Linked DNA regions of Homo sapiens: all the other regions are linked to region 1. Evidence: chromatin contacts called from ENCODE Hi-C or POLR2A ChIA-PET data. All regions are on one chromosome and are shown on one strand. The core of a region is the stretch at or near the end of the contact, and the rest is flanking DNA. Distances in the headings are between cores, read along the strand shown. Region 1 holds the start of MMADHC-DT (MMADHC divergent transcript). Region 2 overlaps FMNL2 (formin like 2). Region 3 holds the start of FMNL2 (formin like 2).

The links. Hi-C counts contacts between places; a loop is a spot of excess contacts on that map. ChIA-PET counts read pairs that join two places held with the same protein, here RNA polymerase II (POLR2A). Pooled maps may share reads with other maps.
Region 2: a map of naive thymus-derived CD4-positive, alpha-beta T cell shows a loop between it and region 1 (16-fold over the local background). The contact joins the enhancer-like site here to the promoter of MMADHC-DT in region 1. A Hi-C loop is called at or near these places in 1 of 168 maps with a recorded cell type or tissue (naive thymus-derived CD4-positive, alpha-beta T cell) and 3 of 50 pooled maps. POLR2A ChIA-PET finds 5 or more read pairs at or near these places in 1 of 52 experiments (activated CD4-positive, alpha-beta T cell).
Region 3: a loop to region 1 is called in a map of naive thymus-derived CD4-positive, alpha-beta T cell, with 7 times the contacts of the local background. The contact joins the promoter of FMNL2 here to the promoter of MMADHC-DT in region 1. A Hi-C loop is called at or near these places in 1 of 168 maps with a recorded cell type or tissue (naive thymus-derived CD4-positive, alpha-beta T cell), 1 of 37 single-sample maps with no recorded cell type and 7 of 50 pooled maps.

What each region holds. Positions count from the first base shown.
Region 1 is chr2:149,585,165-149,589,475 of GRCh38, reverse strand. It overlaps MMADHC-DT (MMADHC divergent transcript), which reads right to left and starts at 2,118. Exons shown (of 3, transcript NR_110240.1): 1 at 1,626-2,118. It overlaps MMADHC (metabolism of cobalamin associated D), which reads left to right and starts at 1,701. Exons shown (of 8, transcript NM_015702.3): 1 at 1,701-1,812; 2 at 2,327-2,387. The coding sequence starts at 2,379. RefSeq lists enhancers at 1,655-1,974, 1,291-2,490.
Region 2 is chr2:152,405,161-152,409,471 of GRCh38, reverse strand. The region is part of intron 1 of FMNL2 (formin like 2); the gene reads right to left. Among named protein-coding and RNA genes, the nearest start is that of FMNL2, 72 kb to the right of the region's middle. RefSeq lists an enhancer at 3,903-4,197. Within about 2 kb of position 2,036, at least 21 of the 41 ENCODE cell types and tissues checked have a DNase peak (open chromatin) inside an H3K27ac peak, as active enhancers do.
Region 3 is chr2:152,333,387-152,337,697 of GRCh38, reverse strand. FMNL2 (formin like 2) reads right to left here and starts at 2,524. Exons shown (of 26, transcript NM_052905.4): 1 at 1,978-2,524. The coding sequence starts at 2,094. RefSeq lists silencers at 1,465-1,564, 2,075-2,724.

The DNA of each region.
Region 1 (4,311 bases), core at 869-3,368:
ACACGTAACCTGGAATTGAACAATTAGGTAAATGGATGGCAGATGATGAGAGCCAGGTGTCTCACACTGGAGTGGAAGGCTACAGACAAGCAAGGGGAGAAGGCTGCAATGATCCATATGGTGCTGGAATTGAACTGAAGATAACAGCTCTAGTATTTGAACCTAGAACGCCTGTGTAGCTGTCAAAGATACAGATGGATACATATATAAATACTTACAGATATGCGTATTTAGTCAGGTTAGCATATCCACAAATATTTCCTTGCTCTGTCAGCTGAGAGTGTCTAGAAGCAACAACATCCCAAATGTCCAAATCTTGATTTCTAATATCATTTTCCATTAAAAGTACCCTTGGCTTTTTGGGGAAGCAGCTGATTCTAGGATTGGGGCAGGGAATATACAAGATGAGCCTGGAGCAACTTATAGAAATTAAGAAAATGCTCAAGAAAAAAAATCAATAAACATAAAACGAGGAGGGTTTGTCAAAAAGACACAAATGCCAACTAAAGGAAATCTCAATAGCCAAAGCTGGAACCAATATGAACAACAAAATAAAGTAGTATTGGATTATAACCCAAAATGTAAAATAAATATCCATGAGTCCATACTGACATAAATGATTGAATACATAAATAAATGCAGTACAGACAAATCTCCCATGCAGAAGAATTCCAAATAATTCATGAAGATATTCTGTCCTCATAAAGGTGGAGTATAACAATTTCCCATTCCTATAGTTTGGGCTGCACAGAGAGATGTCCTTCCAAATAGTATAGTATGGAGAGGAAAAGAAAAACAGTAACTTCACAGTGGAGAAACCTGACAAACCCTACATAGGGAGGTGGAAGGGCTTACTAGATGAAACAAAGGGGATCTTTGTAGAACTATAAAACTTTTCTGTATGACACTGTAATAATGGTGATAAAGGTTAGCATCAACAGTAATAAGTCATGTTGATAGTATATACCCTTGATGTGATGTGATGAGAAGATCACTTTACCTTACCTCTTAACTCAAGAAAAACCCATAACCTCAGTTAATGCATGAGAAAAATACAGGCAAAACCCAATTGAAGGACATTTGACCAAATGACCAATAAGTCGCTTCAAAACTATTAAGGTTATCAAAAACAAGGAAAGTTTGAGAAACGGTCACGGTCCAGAGGAGCCTGGAAGACATGGTGATGTACTCCGGACAGGATCCTGGAATGGAAAAGAATACCAGGTCGAAAACTAAGGACATCTGGAATAAAATATGGGCTTATGGGCTTTAATCAATTTTTAAAAAAGTATTAGATACATGAAAATGATACACGATTTACAAATCAATCGCCTAATATTTATCGAGCATATTGAGAGCCTGGCACTGTGGTAGGGCTGGGGACACAGAAAGAGGTAAGTGCCCTATGCTCAAAAACAGCGATTCATGAAAAATAAACAACTATGACAAAAAGAACAGAAGACTGTATCTCCTGGAGGCAGTAAGGAAGGCTTAAGTTGGGAGGACTATCAAACGCATCAAGGAGTTACTGAAGATTAACTGACCCGCCTAACGCAGGTCGGAAGCCCTCCTATCCATCCACCCAAATCACCCCTGCCCCACCTTTTCTCCTCCCTTGCGTTTACCCAATGGCAGGTCGGCTCCACGTAGGCCTACTTTGCGCGTGCGCATCATCGTTTCGACGCGCTCGGAAGCAACTTCCTTTGCCTGCTCACCGCCAGCGTAGGTGCTACCACCGCTGCCGTCGCCGCCGCCATTTTGATGGCAGGAAGAGTCCGGTTCTGGGACAGCTGGAGACAGTGGTGGTGACTGGTACGGATGGTTTCCGCCCATGTTAGCCCCTCCAAATTTGCCCGTGTTAGGGTTACAGCCCTCGGTATTGCCCGTATTTTCACTGGGTCCCTGTCGTTGTCCCCAGCCATCCTGTCCGTCTGTCTTTAGTCTCTTTTCTGCTTCCTCATCTTTCCGATCAGCCTGAAGCTTTGCTTGGAGCTGTTGTTACGCAGCCCCAACTTCTGTTAAAGCAGCCGCTTCGATCCTCTGGACTGAATTTTGGCCACCCAGCCCCCATTCCCCTCCCGGATCTGGTCCGAGTTGTTTTTCCGCGGCTGTAAACCGGAAGGGCTCTGAGCTGCACTGCCGGCTCCGGGCTGGGGGATCTGTGCCTGGCATGGGGGCGAGTTCTGGCCTCCTTAGGGTACGGGGAGAGCTTGGACTTTGGTCCTGACGTGGTGGACGACACACCTTCGAAGAGTGGACGTTACCTCAGTTGTCTGTTGTTAGAGTTTAATCGATCACTCGTCTGTTTTGTTGTGTTCTTTCCCAGAAATAACTTTACCAAAGGAAAGCTATTTTGCGAACTATCTTCTCCAGCGGAGATGGCCAATGTGAGTAAATTATCTCTTAAGAATCAGCATAGTAAACTCGTTTGGGAATGTTAGGAATGAAAGAACGGGTTTAATTATGATGGCATTGGGTGGTATAGTGTTAGATATAATGTATCAAAAATGTCAAGGGAAGCAAGTGGTGTGAAATTATGTTATGCTTTGAAGATGGTAGCATTCTTTGCACTGCAAATACACTTATTTATACAATTTCATTTGTACAGATGTGGAAATTCAAGCACCCTTTCGGTATTTTTTAAATACAGCGTTTCAGTAAATATTAGAATCTATGTTTAGGCCCTTTTTTAGCTTTTGGGTTAGCTAAACTGAAGGGTTTTTTTAATCTTTTTTTCTTTTTTTTAAAACAGTTTCCATATTGGAAGTGACCTTCTAAATCCTACAAAATAAGAATAGGAGATACTCTCACACACCAGAGATATTTATTGACTGTAACTTTGCAGTGATTAGACACATCCTATCTATAGAATTCATATGTAGCGGTCATAAGACATATATAAAAACAGCTACAATTAAAGTATAAAGTAATAATTTTTTTTAGAACCTACACGAAGGTGCAATGCAGATTCAAGTCTTTGTGGAGAGGAGTTTGGGATCACTTCATGAGGGAAACATTTAACTTGAGGTTTGAAAGATAGGTGGGATTTGTATAGTCTAAAATATGAGCGGGAAGGACAGGAAGGTATATTCAAAGAACTCCCCAACCCGCCTACCCCTTTGAAAAACTGAAAAGTGACTGCTGCCTGCCAACCTGAATGTAAGCTGCATGAAAGAGATAAGTGGGAGATAAGGTTGAATTGTGAGGTTGGTACCAAGTAAATGAGAGCCTTGAATGCCGAACTCAGTAATTTAGACTTCATTCTTTAAATTGTGATTATTCACTTAGAGCTGTGTGCTAGGAAGATTTATATGGCAGCATTTAGCCAGGATGCTATTTCTGTAATTGAACATGGTATATTAAGTCTAAAGTGTGACTATAGAGACAAGTCATAAGAATAGATTACTAGTCTTGGCCAAGTTCTATGGTGAATTTTTGCCTGCCCATAACCTGCACAGAAAGAGAATGCTGTAAAAGAAGTATGTGGTACTTTCAAAGGAGAGAAATTAATTGAAGTAGAATAGAATGCTATTATTTGACCTGGTTTTATTTTGGTTTAAATGAATAAATTATAATAGTTCAGTAGGGAAGATCCTTTTATAAGTCTTTTGTTAGAAAGAAGTTCATATTAAAATAAATTTAAGTTTCAGTATCCAAATGTACGATAACAATTTTTGTGTTAATTTATATGGATTGTAAATTGTGGATGGATGTTACTAATGAAATATGCAGATAGTGTTTCATAACAAGGGGCAAGAATGTTCATGTTTCAGAGTCTAGACAGGTACATTAAGAAGCCTTCATGGGGACTGTGACAAAGCCTTTCTGAACAAAGGGGAGCAACCTTTCCTTAGCTACAGTGATTTGTTGCTAACTAATGCCATTTGGTTATGTGAATCCAATACTGCCAGATCTTCTGAGTTTTCAAGAAGAGCCAAATTTCTGGACCTTTTGTGTAAATATTGCGATTTCTCAATGTTTGTATTTAATTCAAATATCTTGCAACACTGTGGGATGCACAAAAATGTCTGGATAGATGTGGATGCACTACATAAACTACCAGTTTTTAGTTTTTGTACAGACCATATTTTTTCCTCACATGATCAAAAGCAGAACTTAGTCCTAAGGCAGTGCACAAAAGGCACTTTCTCTTTATATACTAATAAGGATTTTACAGTTAAAACATAATAGCATGTCATCTTCCCAAGTCTAGAAGTTTGAATTTAATCATATATAAAATAAATGCTTTTCCTCAAACTAGAATGAACTCTCTGCTGTAATTTTGACTTGCTTTTTGGCTATTATTTTTAA
Region 2 (4,311 bases), core at 787-3,286, 2.8 Mb before region 1:
TCTCTGCTCCTGACCTCCTTTTTAAACTTCTGAAAAAAGCAGCAGGGGAGGGGCTCTCAAACTAGTTTTACCCACAGCAGAGACCATGATTTTATTACCTTTCTCCATATCCTCACCAAAAAAAACCATTGCTTATATAAAGAATTAATAAGTGGCGTCTTATCATCTTTATACTGAAGGCATTTTTGCCAGCTGCCATTTTTCTAATCCCTCACAGCAATTGAGAATTTTTTTTAAGCCTTGAATGTGGCAGTCGGATTTGAGCTAATCATTTGGAATTATACTGTCTTTATTTCTTTGGAGCATCTTTGAAGTATCTTGTTATATAAATGAAATATGGGGTGAGGAAGGAAAGGATGCACCTACGAACACTGCTTCGAAGGTTCTTGACTCATAACTTTAAAAGCCTGAGAAGAAATTTATGAAGCCAATTGCAAACCCTTCTTCCCTCTTAACCAGGAAACTTCTAGTTCTTTGTTGTTTTAAAGTATCTGCTAAGGATTGACTTTAGAAATCAATGCACTGCACAGCAAGCATTTCACCCATCCTGACAGAACTACAGATGGTCCCTGACTTACAATTTTCCAATTTTACAATGGTGCAAAAGCGATATATATTCAGTAGAAACCATAATTCCAGTACCCATACGACCATTCTGTTTTTTCAATTTCAGTACAGTATTCAATAAATTACATGAGATATTCAACACTTTATTATAATAGGCTTTGTGTTAGATGGTTTTGCCAACTATAGGCTAATGTCAGTGTTCTCAGCATGTTTAAGGTAGTCTAGGCTAGGATGTTTCATAGGGTAGCTATATTAAATGCATTTTTGACTTACAATATTGTCAATATTTTCAACTTACAATGGGTTTATCAGGGCAAAAAAAAACCCGTAAGTCTAGGAGCATCTGTATTTCAAGGAGAAACAAAATCTCACACACAATTCCTAAATTTCATTTAATCTCTGCTATAGCTTGGGAAAAACAGACAAGAGGGAAGAAAATGCTAAGCCAGCAGTTTGCCAGCAAATATGAAGCCCCAGATACTGTAATTTCAATTCTCACTCCCTGGAAGCTTTAAATGCATAAATGTTTTATAAACCAATTGACAAAGCTTACTCACTTGTCCTAAGAAACATAATACGACAAAGACACAGAAGAGAACATTAGGGCTACGATAAAGATACAAGGTAGAATTCATTGTGTTTAAAAGTGTTTTTTTTAAAAAAGTTCTTTGAAGATAAAAAGACCTAAGTGCTACATATGATTACTTATCACAACTACTCAATATCTATTATCCTACAGGCAGAATCCAAGGCTCTGTGTTAAGTAACTTTCAAATATGTACCTTATTCTGAGCTGGGAACAACACTAATCCACCTACCAGAGAAACTCTCCAACCCTGTTCTCTGCCACCTTCCAGCCCCCATATGTCACTCAGAAGGCAGAGTGACTTTTCCAACCCAAGTTACTTAAGCTAATTCTCGTCTTTCACAAACAGATCCTTCAGCAGCCCCCAGCCTACCTGCACAAAATGCTGGATACCTTGGAAGAGCTACAGGAACTGTTTCTTTCAGCTACTGAGTACCTACTGTGTGCCAGGTACTGCAGTGGTGATTGTTTTTTATTAGACACCACTATGATTAATTTGCTCAGCCTAGAAAATCCATTTCTCCCTGGAAGATGAAGAAAAGGGAAGACAAAGAGGTTTGCTTCTAATTAAGACGAAACCAACAAACAAGCCTGACCCAGGCCATGAAATTGTACTCTCATTGGTTTATGAACACCAGAAAGAGGGCTTGGTACAGCAGCAGCCAGAGCCAACAGACTCAATGGGGCAGATAAAAATTCAAAATTCAGCCAAAATGCTGAAAAGAGAAGAAACATAGGTTCCTCTTCGTTTAATGCACGAGCCACTCTGGCTACTAGGCCACAACTGAGCAGACAAAAAGATTTGGGGACTTTTCCAGTGAACCGAGAAATGTGAGCAGGAGGGGCAGGCATGAAGAGCTCCACCCACACCCCTGAAGGGAGGCGCTGTCAGGAGTCGGCAGAAAGGCAGACACTGACACACCGCATCGCCCAGGGCTGGAAGGGTTTCTCCCAAACGACTGTAAAAAAAGAAATGAAAAGGGAAACAAATAGCATCTGCTAATAGTAACTCCTCATATTCCATTGATGTTATGTTCACCCTATTACTAGAACTCCCTGAGGGTGGCAGGCATTTAGAGGAAATGACATTCTGAAGCTTCAGGGGGAAAGAAAAAAAAAACAAAAACAGAAAGTGAAAAATATTTTAGAGTTCTTTAAGATGTTAATTTAACATCAACATAAGTATAATGACAAACACTCATTAATTACCTTAAGCACTGTGCAAAGAGTTTTCAGATGCTCGGTTTCTAATCGTCCCAGCAACCCAGTATGGAAAATAATATTTTCCTGACTTTTTCAGGTGGGAAAACTGATGCTTAGAGAAGTTAATCTTTCCTCTCAAGATTACAAAGTGACAGAGCCAGGATGAAGTCTGGGTGACTCAGGAAGCTTTTTTCTTCTTTTCCAGTTCATCACATTCAATACCTTTAAATCATTTATAAAAATGTTTCAGTTATAGTCCTATGCCAGGCACCAGGAAGTAATGTGAGAAAATGAAAACAATAAACTTTTCTAAATCAGTAAGAACAAAATGTAAATGAAACGTCTTAGACTTAAAGTGGAACAGTACGTGGTGCCTGGAAGGTCATATGGTTAAATTCTAAATTTAACCATTCTCTCAGACTAAATTTGCTCATCTGTAAAATGGAGGTGATAATATCAAAAGCAATGACTCAACTCAGATAAAAGGTACACTTCCACACAAACATCATTTGTCAAAAATTATGCTACCATCATAACAATTCAAATCTAGGAGGAGAAAGTGTGGGCTGTAGAAGGAATTGAGACTACCATCTTGATGGAGCTATCAAATATCTTCAATCACATCATTTAAGTCACTCAAAAGGGGAAGAAGCCCATAACAAAATAATGGGCCTTAGCTCCCACACACCAGTCTCTTTCCTCCTCTTCCTCTGATTCTTTTCTCTACTGTTAACACCAATTGTAACCTAACAGAGTGCTAATGTCTGCTCAAGTTCAAGCTTACACTATAGCTCTCTCTCCCCACTCAAAATGCTACTGAACACAGTAGATAACTATCTCAGTTCCCTCTTTGACAAGAAAAACAACATGAATGTAAATTACATGGAACCCATATTCTATAATACTGGAATTAAAGAATAAGGATTTAACCACATTGCAGACATTCTCTACTACTGAAGGAAAAAAATGTGCAGCATACACTTATAGACATAGGGAATCATAACATTTCAGAGCCTGAAACAACAAATGAAACTAATCTAATCCAGCCTCCTTTTGTAGTCACAAGAGATATATATACCTTGCCCAAAATCTGTCTTAAGGCTAAATTATGACAGAATGTCCTGAAAATCAGAAGAATTCTTACTCTTCTACATCCCCCTAGCTTCTGAATAACAACTCAATGTATATCATGTATTCTTAAAGACTTTACTATGTTATAATATATGTAGTTTTAAATATCCACCCATATCAATATCATTCTGCATAGATAGAACTTCCAATAAGGCAGCCAAGTGAACTGTTCAAAAACCTACTGCAAACCATAAAAATCAAAGACCCAGAACCAGGAATCAGGAGACCCAGGTACTAATTAGTCCTGATTATCACTGACCAGTTTCTAGATCTCAAGTCACTTTACTTCAACTTGGCCTTTGTTTCTAAAACCATAAAGAGGAGTTGGACCAGTTGGTCTCTAGGGTCCTTTCCAACACCTAAAGCTCCCTAATTCTCAACCACCTGGCACGCAAGGTAGACACAGGAAAACCAACACTTTCATTACAAAAAGTCACAAGGAAAAAAAATCACAAGACATCACAAGAGCTTTAAGGAAAACTGTGTTGAAGCTATGCTTGCTTTGGGGTTTTTCCAGAGGTAAGCACTGTGTTTTCCAAAGGCAAACAGTTCCCTTTCTCCAGAACAAGGACAGGATGTTGGGGACATGAGTCATTCTGTTGACATTCTAGGTACTGGTCAGTTGGAGGACAGGAACCACATCAGCTTCCTAGAGAGCACAGAAGAAAAATCTGCTCCAAAAAAGACCAGAAAGGAAGATGCGTTGAATGTCAGAAGGACCTTTGCTTCCCAAACCTTTCCAATCCAGCCTTCTAGTTAATGATAATGCCCAGCTCATTATAGCCAAAGGAGTAAAAACTTATTTCTAGAACCCCAGCGTCCAT
Region 3 (4,311 bases), core at 1,275-3,774, 2.7 Mb before region 1:
CCAAGAAGCTTGGGATGTACAATCATAATTGTCTAAATACTATATTTGCAACTGCTAGCCTTAACAAGAACACAAATCCACCATGTTAATGATGGGACATTATTTTTCTAAAGATTAATTCACACCATGTGTTATTAATCAGCAGGGTAAATGAAAGCTCAAGCAAAAAAAAATGCTATCCTAGTCAAGCAGAACTTAATTGCATTATTGTTATTATTATGGCTGCTGCACTGGTTTCCCTGTGTCACTGGCTCCTCCACCACAAGTATTCAGACACACACACACACACACACACACACACACACAGAGCACCACAGCATGGATGGAAAAACAAAAAAGCCAGAGCCAGGAGGAAAAAAAGCCAGAGCCAGGAGGTAAGAACCATATGTCTAGTAGGAAGAGGGTTTTGAAGAAAAACGTTTGTCTCTGGAAAAGCAGGTCAAGTATGCACCCAGGCCGCCTTGAGAGTTATGCCTAGGCCGTTTCATTTCAGTGTCCCATCTTGCACAACGGTGGGAGCAGCTGTGGGAGATCACAGGAGATGCAAAGCAACACAAGCAACCTCATCTGTCTCCCCGACGGCCACACCAGAGTTTCCAGGTGGCGGGAGAGAGAGCTCAGTTCTCCCAAAGAGCACACAGCTAACCTGCCATCCAGAACATCACTTCCCATACCAAACCATTCCTTTTTCAAGGCCTGAAGGCAGGCAATTTGAACGTCCTGTAGCTGAGCACACCTCAGAAAACCGATTTTTGATCTAGAACTCGAGTCCTCTGCCAAAGTTCTAAGTTTTCATGAAAACAAAAGAAGAAAAGAAAACCCGCAGGCAGGCACAATCGTTGGCTGCCCGGATCACGAGTTTCCCTTGCTGCCTAGTCTTGTGGAGTTTAGAGGTAACCAACTAGGAAAAGAGAAGTGTCCAAGTGTCAGGAGTAGGAATGAGCCCAATCTCGCCTGTGTGTGTCCCTCCCAACATCCCTTAGAAGAGGCTGGGACACTAAAACTGGTAGTCTGGGGGACCAACAGCAGTCCAGATCCTGGCTGGGGCAAGCCGCCACACCCTCTGCAGCTCACAGCACAAGCCTCGGCTGGGAGGGGCCCAGACACTGTCCCAGCAGGAAAGGGAGAAAGAGGGGAGTTTTCAGAGTCCTGGATTTGAGGAGCTGGAAAGCTGGGAGAAGCGGAATGCAGGAGGGAGCGGGGGACCTGGCTGGGCGTGCAAGAGGAGGGGAGGGGTCGCCCGTGCAGTCAGGACAGCTCGCAACACGTCCCCGCAAAACTCCACATTTTTGTGGTTTAAGATTTAAGTCTAGAGGGAACGCGCTGAGGTTCTCCCCGGCCTGGGTTTCAGATGCCCCTGCTCCTCGCCAAGGGCCGGGGCGCCGCACTGCTGTGGGTCTCCGCTTTCCCTTTCGGGGAAGCTCCCCTTGGCCAAGCCGCGACGTGAGCCCTCCAAGTTCGCCTCCGCTCACCGCCCGGCGCGGCGCCCGCGGCCGGCCACATGCGCCCCATCTGCCGGGGACTTCGCAGGTCCCGGGCTGGCCGCCCGAGGGATGGTCCGCAGGGGCTCAGGGTGTTTTGTTTTGTTTTGTTTTGTTTTGTTTTTTTTAAAAAAAAAGCCTAAGCGGCTCGCCACCTCCTCCTCCCAGCCCGCGCCACCTTCTCTTCACGCCCACGCCGCACCTCCCGGGCACACGCGCCGTGAGGTGCCTCTCCAGCCAGACAATGGGTTCGAGGCTGGTTGGGCAGCCGGCCCTGAGCCCCCATCCCCATCCCGGGACCCCGAGAGACTGAGCGCGGGGGACTGCCAGGGGGGTGAAGAGGAGTGCTGGGGGGCCACAAAGGGGAAAGCGGGAGCCTCCCCCTCGGGAATGGAGGCTCGCTCCCGGCACGGGGTGAAGGGGAGGGGCGGGGGTCAGCTGCGCCGCCCGGCCCGGGGCCCCGGGTCCCCGCGCCCGACCGCCGCCGCGCACTTACCAGCACGATGGCAAATCGCTCCTCCAGTTCACCTGGCTCTGGCATCGGCAGCTTCAAAGGCACGTTGTGCGCCCTGAAATCGGTCTGCTGCGAATCCATGCTCCCTGCGTTGCCCATGTCGGCGGCGCGCCGGGGCCGGGGGCTGCTCCGGGCCCCTAGCGTGCGCGTCGGAAATCAGAACAGCTCCCGGCGGTCGGCTGCCGCCCGCAGGCGCGACCTGCCCGGCTCCCCGCCCTCCGCCGCGCCCAGGCGGGTGTGCGGCGCGCACCGCTCCCTAGCAGCGCTCCAAGCCGAGCCGCCCCCCGGCCTCCCTCATGCTCTCCGCCGCCCCAGCGCGGCCCCGGCCTCTTTTCCTCGGGAGGGGTAGTTGGGGCGCTGGGCGCCTATGTGCATGGTGCTCCGCTGGCACACCGCCCCCTGCCAGAGATCGCGGCCCCCGGCGCGTGGTCCCTCCTACTCGGCCTTCTGCCGGGCCCGCGGCCGCCGCTGACACTTCCAGCCCTAGCCGGCCACGGCTGCGCCTGCCTGGCTAGCACCTGGAGCAGACAAATGCAGCTCCGCGCTCCCCTACACAATGCCACCTCTCGCCCGGCGCCCGGCCCCCGCCCCCGGCCCGGCTCCGCCCACTCGCCCCGCGGACTGCCGGGACGCGTAGTTTCTCTCCAAAGTGTCCGCGCGCAGAAACCACGCCTGCTCTAGAGCGCCAGGCCGGGTTGGGACCATTTGCAGCAAAGGCGATCCGTAGTCTCTGGAGATAGCATATTGTCACTTTTGACCCTCCTCACCCCAACAGTGGAATACTTACATCGTGTATATCATGTTGACACTTGGTAGGCGGGTCTGACCATGACGGAATCGAATCAATGAATGAAGGAATGCATGCCTTCTGATTAAAATTCAGAAAATCGTTGCTGTTTTTAAAAGATCTAGTTCAGTAAGGAACTTCGAAAGCACTGGCAAAGTTCTGTTTCATAAACGGGGGGGTGGGTCCATGGGTGCTTGTTTATCGTTCTTTCTTCCATATATATGTTCTTTGGTGTGATTGAAATGTTTTATAAACAGATGTATAATTTATGGGTATATATAGTCAGACCCTAGGAGCTAGGTAAGGATTCAATTCAATTTAAAAAAAAAACCTGTCAAACACCTATTATGTATGGGATATTGTGTTCCTTGGTGGGAGAAAAAAGAGATTTGCCCTGCGCTGGAATACTTGCCAATCTAGTGAAGGAAAAAATGTACACACCCATATTTCATGTGAGATGGATATAATGATAGAGTGTTCTGGGAGACTTTGGGATGATCTTTGGCTGCAGCTCTCTTATTCCTTCACAGCAGTCTTGAGCAAGGTGTCTTACAGAAAAGATTGGACCTGACTCTGTCCTCTGGGGTGTATTTCAGACTATAACTACCCGTTCTGAAACCTCGGAAATAGAAATAGCCTTATAAGAGACTTTAGCCAACTGCTCATGTGAATGTTAAGGGCATACATCTGGTTGACTTGTGGCTGAACTTCTGCAGTTAGTCCTTTCTTAGTTTAAAGCAGTGTTTCTTAATCCTAGATGTGTATCAGATTCGCTTGGGAAGCTTTTTGTTAAAACTACACACACCTTGGGCTCTGCGTATTATCAGAATCTCCCTAAGCTGAGAGCCGAAGCCTGGGCCGGTGTATTTTCAACAAGCTCCCCAGGTGATTTTGATATGCAGGTAAGGTTGTTATCCTTTTAGTAAATAGCAAGTGTTTCTGGACAAGGTAGTACACCAAGATTCAATCAAGGACATTTCATTCATCTTTATAAACTTCAAGATACTTTAAACATAGTAGACGCCCAAGAACTATTTGTGGAATTGACAAGTGACTTTTTCCAAAAGCATATGACACAAATACACACAAATACATCATGTATGTTCTATTAAACCACTTCTAGTCTTTAAAGAATGGAGACAGTATAAATAAATTCAACTTAAAATTCTGAATAACTGTAACCTGTATTTCTAAAGCAGTGTTGTATCAAAGTTAATAGCAAATGTGTTACTGATCTGAGAGAAAAGCAGGGCGGTTTAGATACACACACACTCCAAACTAATGAAAATGAGAGAGAAAGAAAGCAGTTCGGACCAGGTGAAACATTTCTGACCCACAAATGTATTTATTTCCTTGTAATCTCTAGACATATACTTTGGATCTGATTGACTCACAAAATCAGCCCACCCAGAGGGTTGCCCATCTGGATAAAAAAGGCTGGAATTCTTTTCTGCAGTTGAGAAAGCCTTTTTGATTACATTTATGTCTCCCTGCGGCTATATTTCTGCCAGTAACCAAGACCTTTTTCT